Linked DNA regions of Homo sapiens: region 2 is linked to region 1. Evidence: chromatin loops called from intact Hi-C (ENCODE). Cell type or tissue: mammary epithelial cell. All regions are shown on one strand. Each heading gives the region's core, and the rest is flanking DNA. Links, peaks and the distances in the headings are about the cores only.

Region 1 (5,401 bases), core at 157-5,156:
AAAATAAGCCAAGTTTATAATACAAAGTACATTTTTTTGTGACAACCTTACAATATGTTCATAAATATTGTTTTTAGCTGTTAAACTACTTTGGTAAATAATAGCATATCAAGAAAGGACCATTGCTGTGTTAACTATCAGTTATTATATTTTATGCAGACGTAGATGCTATCATATGCTTTTCAGTGATTGCTAGTGGTTTTTTTTTTTCTAAATCTGTCTTTAGATTGCAGTTTTAACTCTTCAATACAAACACAATATTTGTTAAATGATGTGACATTAGACTGCCCTCTTATTGATGGTCAGCATTTGTGCTTAAGAAAGTATTGAGCTAAGGCAAAGAAATGTGACTCTGGAGATGTTTAGCTATTTTAGAGTTCATTGCTTACCTGCAGTAGCATCAATTAATGTTTTGCATGTCAGTGATGCTACGTGCGGGTTAAGCATCTGTGAATATATGGGAACTTCGCGCATATTAAATCCTCTGCTGGGAAGAATAGAGTTTTTTAAAATGATATCTGAAATTGATGGGTTGGACTAGAAATAATGAGCTGGGGCAATGCAGTCCTGATGTATTTGATTGACCTTAGTTTTATAGGTCACAGATATTAACTGCTAAGGATAAAACATTGTGACAGAAAGAATTTATTTAATGCTTACTGGAACTCTAATGGTGTGTGACATTTTTATGTCAATTTGTTTGCTTTTGGATTAATTAAGAGATATTTTACCCCGAGAATTGCTCTGACTGTCCTTTTGAGTGAAGTTCCCTGAGTCACTCTTCTAATCAAAGAACAAACTGCCATCTGTGATAAGTCAGCAAAACTTTTTAATATGTTGTTCAACGTTTCAAAAAAGAACATGATTGCCAACCTTAGTAGTAGCCCACATGTCTGAATTTAGAATTATTACATACTCTAAATAGTTGTTTTTGTGTGTTTTATTCACCCTTATTTATATTTTAATTAAAAATGCATATTTAAAAAAACACTATTTTATGACGTTCATTTTGTCTTCTAAATGCGAGATGATATTTAGATGCTTCCTAATAATGCAAGTATTATTACAGCTACCTTGGTATTCTATTGATATAATCGTATCAGAAGTGAATAACTGAATTGTTGATATGAATTTTGGAAAGTACAGTTGGTCTTAGGAAGTAGAGAGATATGTATTAGAGAATAGTGATGTTTTTGTTTTTAAATTGAGTCATTTGTTTAAAAAAAGTATATATATATAAAATACTTAAAAGAAATATATATATATTTCTTTTATATATATAAATACATATATATATTTCTTTTATATATATAAATACATATATATATTTCTTTTATATATAAATACATATATATATATATATATATATATATATATATATATATTTCTTTTAAGTATTATATTTGGGGGACAAATGCCAAACCGTTAACTGAGAATGGTGACTGGCACTGTAAACCATATATTTATGTATATTGTTGCAGTATCATGCCAAATTCACAGACAGAATTTGTTTTAAATCTATTATAACCTTGTTTAGTTATTGTTTTGCTTATAATATTCAGATTGCTTTTAATAATTGTATTATTGCTTTTAATAATTGTATTCAAAATTGTATTTTAATAATTCCATTTTATTTATGCAAATAATCTGACATCTCATTCAAGGATGTAACTTTGTTTTAACTAATTCTTCTACTCATTTTTAAGTTTAATATACAAATTACTTTGAATTTTATAATTTTTGTTGCAACAACCTTAAGTATCCAAGTTGTTTTATACAGTTCAGTGTCCTCCTGGTACTTATTTATGGGCTATATTGGCTTATATGCAATTAAAAAAAAACGTAATTCTAATAGTATTGTGTGTGTTTTTATGAGACCATTAAAATTTTAGCATAAGTAGATGTAACATCAATGCTAAGTTTTTTTTCTGTGAATAGACATACTCTTCCTTCAAAAATACTTTTAATTTCTTAGCACTGTTTGCTTCTTGCACTAGGACATTCTTCTTAGCTTATACTCAATATTACTTTGATTCTCTTTTTTGTTTTCTTACAAATTCTGTAATTTCTCCTGTAAGAAATTTGATTTCCCATATTATTAACAGGAAATGGTCAATGATTAGAAAAAAAGAAAGTGTTTTTAAAAAACACTTCACACTTTCCAACTGTGTAATGAATATGTCTCCTGCATTCCAGATCAGTGCTTCTCTGCAAACATAATTGAGGAAGACAAGTGTGCTAGGAGTCACATATGTAAGCATCACCCTCAGTCTGAAATCTAACAGCTTACTTCACCAATTCATTTTAGGGATTCTCACTATTGTTTGCATTGTTGAGAGAGCTCTAGTTGACCTTTTATTCAACTCTCCATTTGCTTCCATAGTATCACATACCTTTCCTGATTACTCATTTTAGCCATTGTGAAACAAGAATTGAGAAAGTACAACCTCTTCTGTTTTTATAGATATCTGAGCCATTAGGGGGCTCTTTCTTCCTGTGTTATACTCATCAAACCACTGAAAGAGGTTATAGAGCTTTCTTGAAGTGTTTTCCCTATTTTTATAATGTGAATACTTTTAAAAGTAGCTTTATTCTTCTCCCCACACAAAGAAACATTTAAGATCAATAAGAAGCCCTTATTTTCACAGGTAAATGAGATATATCCTATGCTTTTCAAACTTACTGTCTTTAAAATATTCTTGTATATAATCTTTGAAAATAACAACGGCTTGAAATATTAATATGACCTATTTTAGGCAAATGTAAAGATAATATATTATGCAAACAGCATCATAAGAAATATAAAATATAAAATTAAGGCCAAACCTGAGGGAAGAAACATCCTTTACATGATCTCCACATCTCTAGGGACAGCACCGAAACTCAATGACTGTGGCTTCCATGCAGTTTGCTTTCAGGAGACAAGATCAGCAGGCAGCTAAAAAGAGAATATTACCTTTTTTTTTTCTTTTACAAAAATAGACATGGAAGAATTGAAGATAAAAGAATGTTTTACTATCCACACAGGCATAGAAAATGCATTTTTAAATTCCAGAAAATATTGTATGCTGACATTATATAAAGTTATCATTACATACACAGAAGTTCATGGGAGGGTGTATTACGGGAAGAAAGGGTATTTCCCTTATCACTTTTGAAAGCCATGTATATTGAATTGCACCGTAGACTTTCTTAATAAATGGAAAAACATTCCTCCCATCTCTACAGCAGTTAGAGATCTTCTCTTACTGCAGGACTTGGTTAGGGGTTACGCAGCATTTAATAATGAGTCCATGAACTTAGCCAGTCTAAGCTTTTTTCAAATGGTGCTAGCTCATGGAAAGAGAAAGAAGTGACATACACAATGTGAGTGACATTTCTTTTGAGAAGTGAGAGAAAAGGAGGAATTCTAAGCAATGAATCATGGAGTTCAATCATTTATTGAATAGCTCCTTGACTTATCAGTGTAGAAGTTGCTCAAATAAAATGGAAATATGAAAATGGTAAAGATATCTCCTTTACTGGTCTTTTCAGAGTAAATATATAGAGTTATTTTTCTCTGTTTGAAAATTTACATACCTTGATAATTGTGAATTTTGAATGCAACTAGCATATACAATATACAAAGCATATACAATACACAAAGTTCTGTGGAAATCATTCCCCATCTACTGGTATATAATATAATGCTGTTCTTTTTCACAAAATTAGATTTTGGTAATATAAATTATTAAGCAATGTGACTTGAGTGAGAATTCCGATGCTATATATTGATGTGAACCATAAATAAAATATGTTAAGGACTTTACTGTCTTCTAAAAAGAGATTATCTTTTATATTAAAGTAGCACAGAAATGGAGATGGGCTAAAATTGAAAATAAGACAAATAAATGAAAATGCAACAACTGTATAGAAACTTTTGTATGTTGCGAAATTTGGCCAAGAATCAAGAGACAAACATAACAATGAAAGGGATATATTCATGTTTTCTATTTAATGGTAAAGACGTAGAGGTGTCACTGTCATGTAATATTTCTATGTCTCACAGAGTATGAGAAAAATTCTCTCTAGAGATATGGAAAGTAGAAAAATGAGTAACTGAAATGGGTAATTTTTAATATAATAGGTTGATATCAGGCTTTGTAAGGAAACAAGAGGACTCATGTCTATTGGGTTTACTCTAATGGACTTAGATGATGTTAATAATTAGAAAGTATATGTTGGTTTCTATTTGCTCTCTTGTTGCTATGATCAATGAACCGAATTGTTTTCTCTACAAAATTACTCCTTGGCCTATTTGTCTTTGTGAAACTATGTGTGCATATGATTGGATGAGAATGTGTGTGTATATCTGGGTATAGTTGTTTTTATAAAGTCAGAATAACATAGAAATAGAATCACCTGTACTTTGCTTAGATATGACTTCAGATGGGTCCATCTGTTGCATTATTTCCTGTCCATTAGAACTCTGTCTTGAGTCATGTACCTTCATCCTTGAGCCAGCCCTGCTGTTTACTAAACTGCAGTCACTCTAACTTGTGAATGAGAGGATCTTGGCCCAGGTTACTGAGAATAGAGGAAGATAATGAATCAGACTAGAACATGATTTTATTAATCATAATATGAATAAGGTGTAAAAGAGAGTAGTGTTATTTACCTGTCTACCAGATATACTAATGTCACTCATAGGTTAAAAGTTATCCATTCTCACCCATCCTTGGCAGAAATAAAATGAGAGAAGATCCAGTAGTGAGGCATTATGTATAGCGAACATTGTTTTACGACAGGCAAAGCAAATGGGTTTCAAACAGCTATGGCACATACTTCATTTTTTTTTTAATGAACAGACTTTATTTTCCAATCAGTTTCAGCTTTACAAAAAATGATGGAAAAGAGGAGGGTTCCTACATACCAGTCATCCTCTGCCAGTTTTTCTTATGATTAACATCTTGCATTAGTGTGGTATATTTGTTGCAATGGAAGAACCATTATTGATTCACCATTATTAACTTAAGTTCATAGTTTATATTAGAGTTGACTCTCTGTAATGTATATTATATAAATTTTGACAAACATATAATAAGGTATATCCACGTTTATAGTATCAGACAGAACATTTTCATTGCCATTCAATTCTCCTGTGCACCACCTAGTCATGCCTTCTTCAGTTCCTTCTCCGTAACACCTGACAAGCACTGATCTTTTAATATATCCATAGTTTTGTCTCTCAGAATGTCATGTAGTTGGAATAAGGTAGGTAGGTTTGCTGATTTGCTTTTCTTAATCAACATGCATTTAAAGTGCTTCAATATCTTTTTATGGTTTGAGGGCTCATTTCATTTTATTACTGAATAATATTCTCTATGTTATGGATGAGCCACAGTTTGTTTATTCATTCATC
Region 2 (5,401 bases), core at 114-5,113, 960 kb after region 1:
AAAAAAAAAAAAGAAAGAAAAATAAGCAGAAGTACACATGTGTAGTTTAGACATAGAAGGAACCTTACCACTTTCTCTCATAAATATGTGTGTCTACCTTGGAGGTTTTTGTAAGAATTTAAATGTGCAGGCTTGTTTATTTGTTCTAGCCCGTTAGGCATTTTTATTTTGCAGTCTTCTGTGGTATTATCTAATAAACAAAATGTGTACAACATTTTCATCTTGGATTCTTTTTAGTGGGTAAAAATGCAAGAAAACATTTTGGAGGATCTACTGCTATATGAATATTATTAGTCAGGAGGCATAAACATATGGTAGGCTAGTGACTCAAGCTCAACAAGTAATGTTTATAATCACAGATGCATTTTCAATGTTATGAACTTGTGTACAGCAGAGAGTAATTCCCAATTACAAGCCCCTACATATCAAGGTGATTGGAAAACAGTAGTCAGAGGTAATTTGCAGGCAATCGGGCACCTACAATTGTTTACCAGGGAAGTAATAAGAAACAAAACAAAATGATACACAGGTAATCACATCTTGTTGATTCAACCCAGCATCACAAGAGAATAAGAGGCAACAATTCAAGTTAAAATTTTTGAAGTAAACATTGCCAGTGAAGCCTTTCCAACAAACATTTAGAATATGCCGTAACCATTTACCTAGGATGTATTGAAAAGAGAAGCATTTTATTTTTAAACAAATGCACAATGCAGTAATTTATGGAAATTAATTTTGCTGCTCTGTATTTTTGGCTTTAAAAATGTACTAAATGGAAAGGCTACACAGTGTTCCCTTAGTAAGATTTTATCAAAGACAAGGGTAAATTATTTTGCAAATACTGGATACATGGATACATGACAGAAATGGCCAACCAAACAAATAAAACATACTTTCTTACTTGGACTATGTCTATATAGTTTATTCTATCTTTATCCATTGGCTTACCTTTTACAATTGAGAAAAATGCACATCATTTTGTATATTATGTGCCTATTTGATCCCTATACATATACATTTGTTGGCATGACATGATGAAGATAAAATGTGAAGAAATGCATGGAAACATAATGGCAGGACTTTGCCTTTTTAATTGTTGCCTATTCAGCAACATATGGTCTTGAACCACTTGCACACAAATCAAACTGAATATTTGTGTCCGACCTCCCTAGAGTTCATAAGTTGAATTCCTAACCCCAAATATGATGGTATTTGGAGATGAGGCCTTTGGAATGTAGTTAGGCTTAGATTAGGTCATTTCATGATGAAAATAGTGGCTCAAAAAAATTTAAAAAAGGAGATTCCCCATCCTCCTCTCAGTGCTTGCAAAGAAGAAAGCCCATGTGAGGACATGGTAAGACGGTGGCCATCTGCAAACCAGGAAGAGACACCTCACCAGGAATAAAATCATCTGGTACCTCGATCTTGGACTTTCTAGCTTCTGGAAGTGTGAGAAATAAATCTCTGTTTTTAAAACCACCCAGCCTATGGTATTTTGTTCTGGCAGCCTGAAGAGATTAACGCAATAGTCTGTTGGAGATGTGTGTAAGCCAGTCCCACTTCAGATTACTAAATCAAAATTTCTGGGGACTGAAATATGAGCAATTTGATCATTGAGGAAACTTCAGGATAATTGTAAACACAAGTTTGAAAACCAATAACAATATTCTAAAAGTTAGAATGACAAAATAATTGATCATCCAAACTGCCACACTGTTTAAAATGAAAAGGAGCATTGCAATAGTTAAGCTAGGACAAGGTAATCTGAAAATTTCCTGAGAAAATCATTGCATATGATCATTTTGCCTGTATAGCTTCACATTTAACCAATTTTTTTAATTAAAACGATCATTCTGCTTGATGTTTTCACTATGTTCAAATGTAGCTTCGTGCATAAAATTTGGGTGGGGGGGAATCAATGTATGTATCTGTGTGGTGAGGATGTAGGCGTGTGTTTACTCATAATATATATTTTATTCGGTTAAAAAAAAGACAGCTATTATGCTAAGCATTGTGAGAATGGAACGTAGGCTGTGAATTACTCTTGAATTTAATTTAAAAATTTTTTATCACAATATTGGTAAGATATAAATGTTTGCCATTTTCCCCTAACTTATTTCAACACTGTTCACAATTTCAGATAAATTCATTATACAATCCAGAAACCACACTTATTTGTGTTTACCCAAATGAGTTGAAAATTTGTGTTTATACAAAAACCCATATGTAGATGTTTATGCAGTTTTCTTTCTAATCACTGAAACTTGGAAGCAAGTAGATGCCCTTCAGTAAGTGAGTAAATAAATAAATTGTGGTCCATGCAGATAATGGAATATTAGTCAGAGTTAAAAGGAAATGAGCTACCACACTGTGAAAAGACATGAAGAAATCTTAAATGCATATGACTAAGTAAAAGAAATCAATCTGAAAGGCTAACTGTATGATTCCAATTGCATAACATTTGAAATAGGCAAAACTATGGAGACAGTAAAAAGATTCGTGGTTGCCAGGGGTTGAGGGAGGGGAGGGATAGAGAAGAGACAATTTTTAGAGCAGTGAAACTATTCTTTTTGATACTATGAAGTAGTTTAATGTTGCCATAGTTGTCAAAACCCATACCATATACAACACCAAGTGTGAACCCTGTTGTAAAATCTGGACTTCGGAGAGTAATGATGTGTCAATGTAGGCTCATCAATAGTATCAAATGTACCATTCTGGTATGGAATACTGTTAGTGGGGAGGCTGTGCTCATGGAGGAAGTAAAGGGTATATGGGAATTCTTTGTACTTTCTGCTCAATTTTACAGTGAAAGGACCTAAAATTGCTCTAAATATAGTCTATTTAAAAGGAGAAATAAGAAGTTACTGTGTATCAGTTGTACTTTAAGTGATCCCAGAAAATGCGTCTGGGTTCCAGGTTAGAAAGTGATCATCTTTTACTGAAATCATGTTGCTATGGCAATTTGGCTGTAACACTTTCTGATTATCTATATGTCTCTAGGAGGGGTCATAGCTAAGCACATGCAGCTGGGCCATCCTGAAGAGAGCGTTATGATTTTTTTTTTTTTTCTTTTTTGAGATGGAGTCTCCCTCTGTCACCGGGCTGGAGTGTAGTGGCGCAATCTTGGCTCACTGCAACCTCCACCTCCTAAGTTCAAGCAATTCTCTTGTCTCAGCCTCCTGAGTAGCTGGGACTACAGGCTCGTGCCACCACGCCCAGCTAATTTTTTGTATTTTTAGTAGAGACGGGGTTTCACCATGTTAGCCAGGATGGTCTGAATCTTCTGACCTCGTGATCTGCCTGCCTAGGCCTCTCAAAGTGCTGGGATTATAGGCCTGAGCCGCCGCGCCCAGCCAAGAGTTGTGATTTTAAATTAATCCCGAGACAATCCTTTCAGAGAAGTATGTGTCCGTTTTGGATATGGTCTTTTCTATCCATGAGCAAATTTGGCTGGCAAATTTCTTCCCATTTCATCCTGGAAGTGGTTGTAGATATGTGTCATTCACTTCATAATACTTAGTTTTACCTTTACATATCTATTTTGCAAAACTCACTAATGATTTTATTGTAAACCTTTATCTTTGATAATAATCTCATATTTCTCCCCACCAAAGACAAGTCCTATTTATAATTAATTCTCCTTAGGAAAGACAGCTTTACTTTTTTCAAGTGGTAGAAAATATAAATTTCTTTCATAAGTTCTTTGCTTGTTCATTTCTGTATCAATTCAATTCCTACTAATGTAATTATCGTAAGATAAAACATTGTTTTTTTAATAAGGGTGCTTGAGGCTTTTTCATATGCATGAGTTAGATGAATCATTTATTATAATATTATTATAATTTATTTTGATAAGAATAATTTTCATTTCTATTTAGCTTCAGGAAAATTTTTCTGAATTCCCTCAATTATATGTTCACAATATGTGAAAGTTATGGGATCTTCTTTTCTGATACCTGAGGCTCTCCTCTCAAAGTCATTATTACTTAGCCAATCAATTCAGAAAAAAAAGAAAATAGTGATTTACTTTTTTATATTCAAAATATGACAAAACAAGTCATTGAATACTCCTTTCTGCTTTTAAAGGCTATTTTTAACATAAATATATAACTCCTTCTCATAAATTAAGATATTGTCTGTAAAAGTATTTGGTAAAGCCTATAGGTAACAGTTATAATTGACAACTTCTTAAGAATTGTACTGTAACTAATCAAGTGCGAGTTTGATTGAAAGTCATTGGTGTATTTATTAAAGATGACATGCTTCAAATATTTTTAATGAAAATACATTTATGAAAAAATGACTTATGTTTGAAGGATCAAATATGTTTATATTTTATAATTATATGCATATATAGATGGACATATAAATACATATATACACATAGATATACAGATATTTATACACATGTTTATAATCTATCTCATGGACATGAGGACAATATTCTATGTTATGGCATAGTTAATATACCCTGAGTAAACTTTATCCTCCAGAATATGCGTTTTTAACTTTAAAACGTAAGACTCTATTAACAGAGCTATTAAATTTATGTATGTAGAGGTGGGTGTTTATGTATGCGTAATCACAGATGGGTATTTAATATTTTTCATTTCTTTATTCAATCCAAGGGTTCATCATGCAAAAATGTTAAACGTCCCTCTTTGCACTACTAAGATAAAAAATGTGATTTTTTACAGATGATTTATAGAATAAACCTTATCAGTTTCTTTATTTTGCCTAAATACTTAGATCTAGTTCTCCTTAAAGTTGTTTTCTAACAAAAATAGTGAGTTTCTTAGTCTTTGATACGTGTTAATATGCCTCCTGCCTATAATCTCTGTTTAAGTGTCCAAACTCCTCAAATGTTTTCCATCATTAAACATTGATAACTCTGCCAGGAAGCTATGTAAATTGTTCTATAAAGATGAAAATTAGCCTCTGCTTAAATCAATATGACCACCTTAGTTGAAACTTCTGAGGAGCTCAAATTGTAAAATGTTCAGCACACTAGCACTAGGAATAGGGTGGCAGGACTACCCTTGAGGGACCATGTACTTATTATTATTATTATTTTTTTAGTTGGAGTCTCACTCTGTCGCCCAGGCTGGAGTGCAGTGGCGTGATCTCCGCTCACTGCAACCTCCGTCTTCTGGGTTCAAGCGATTCTCCTGCCTAGCCTCATGAGTAGCTGGGATTACAGGCATGCGCCACCACGCCCAGCCAATTTTTTTTTTTTTAATTTTTAGTAGAGACGGGGTTTCACCATACTGGTCAAGCTGGTCTCAAACTCCTGACCTTGTGATCCACCCGCCTTGGCCTCCCAAAGTGCTGGGATTACAGGCGTGAGCCACCGCATCCGGCCGAGGGACCATCTACTTTAAGGAATGCAGAGAGATAG

Evidence for each region. A loop is a pair of places that touch in the nucleus more often than their neighbours do. Peaks named below come from ENCODE experiments on the same cell type or tissue, not always from the same donor. Only the 100,000 strongest peaks of a DNase experiment are listed, where the experiment ranks them.
Region 2: it touches region 1 in a loop (7-fold over the local background); 1 of 110 quality-filtered maps calls a loop at or near these places.

What each region holds. Positions count from the first base shown.
Region 1 is chr5:20,569,791-20,575,191 of GRCh38, reverse strand. It overlaps a transcript of CDH18 not described here. Among named protein-coding and RNA genes, the nearest start is that of LINC02241, 39 kb to the left of the region's middle. In mammary epithelial cell, for the core only: a CTCF peak has its summit at 2,494; DNase peaks (open chromatin) are centred at 2,411 and 4,511; H3K27ac peaks cover 949 bases.
Region 2 is chr5:19,612,823-19,618,223 of GRCh38, reverse strand. All of the region lies in intron 5 of CDH18 (cadherin 18), which reads left to right. Among named protein-coding and RNA genes, the nearest start is that of CDH18, 370 kb to the left of the region's middle. In mammary epithelial cell, for the core only: no CTCF peak of the experiment used is centred there; no DNase peak of the experiment used is centred there.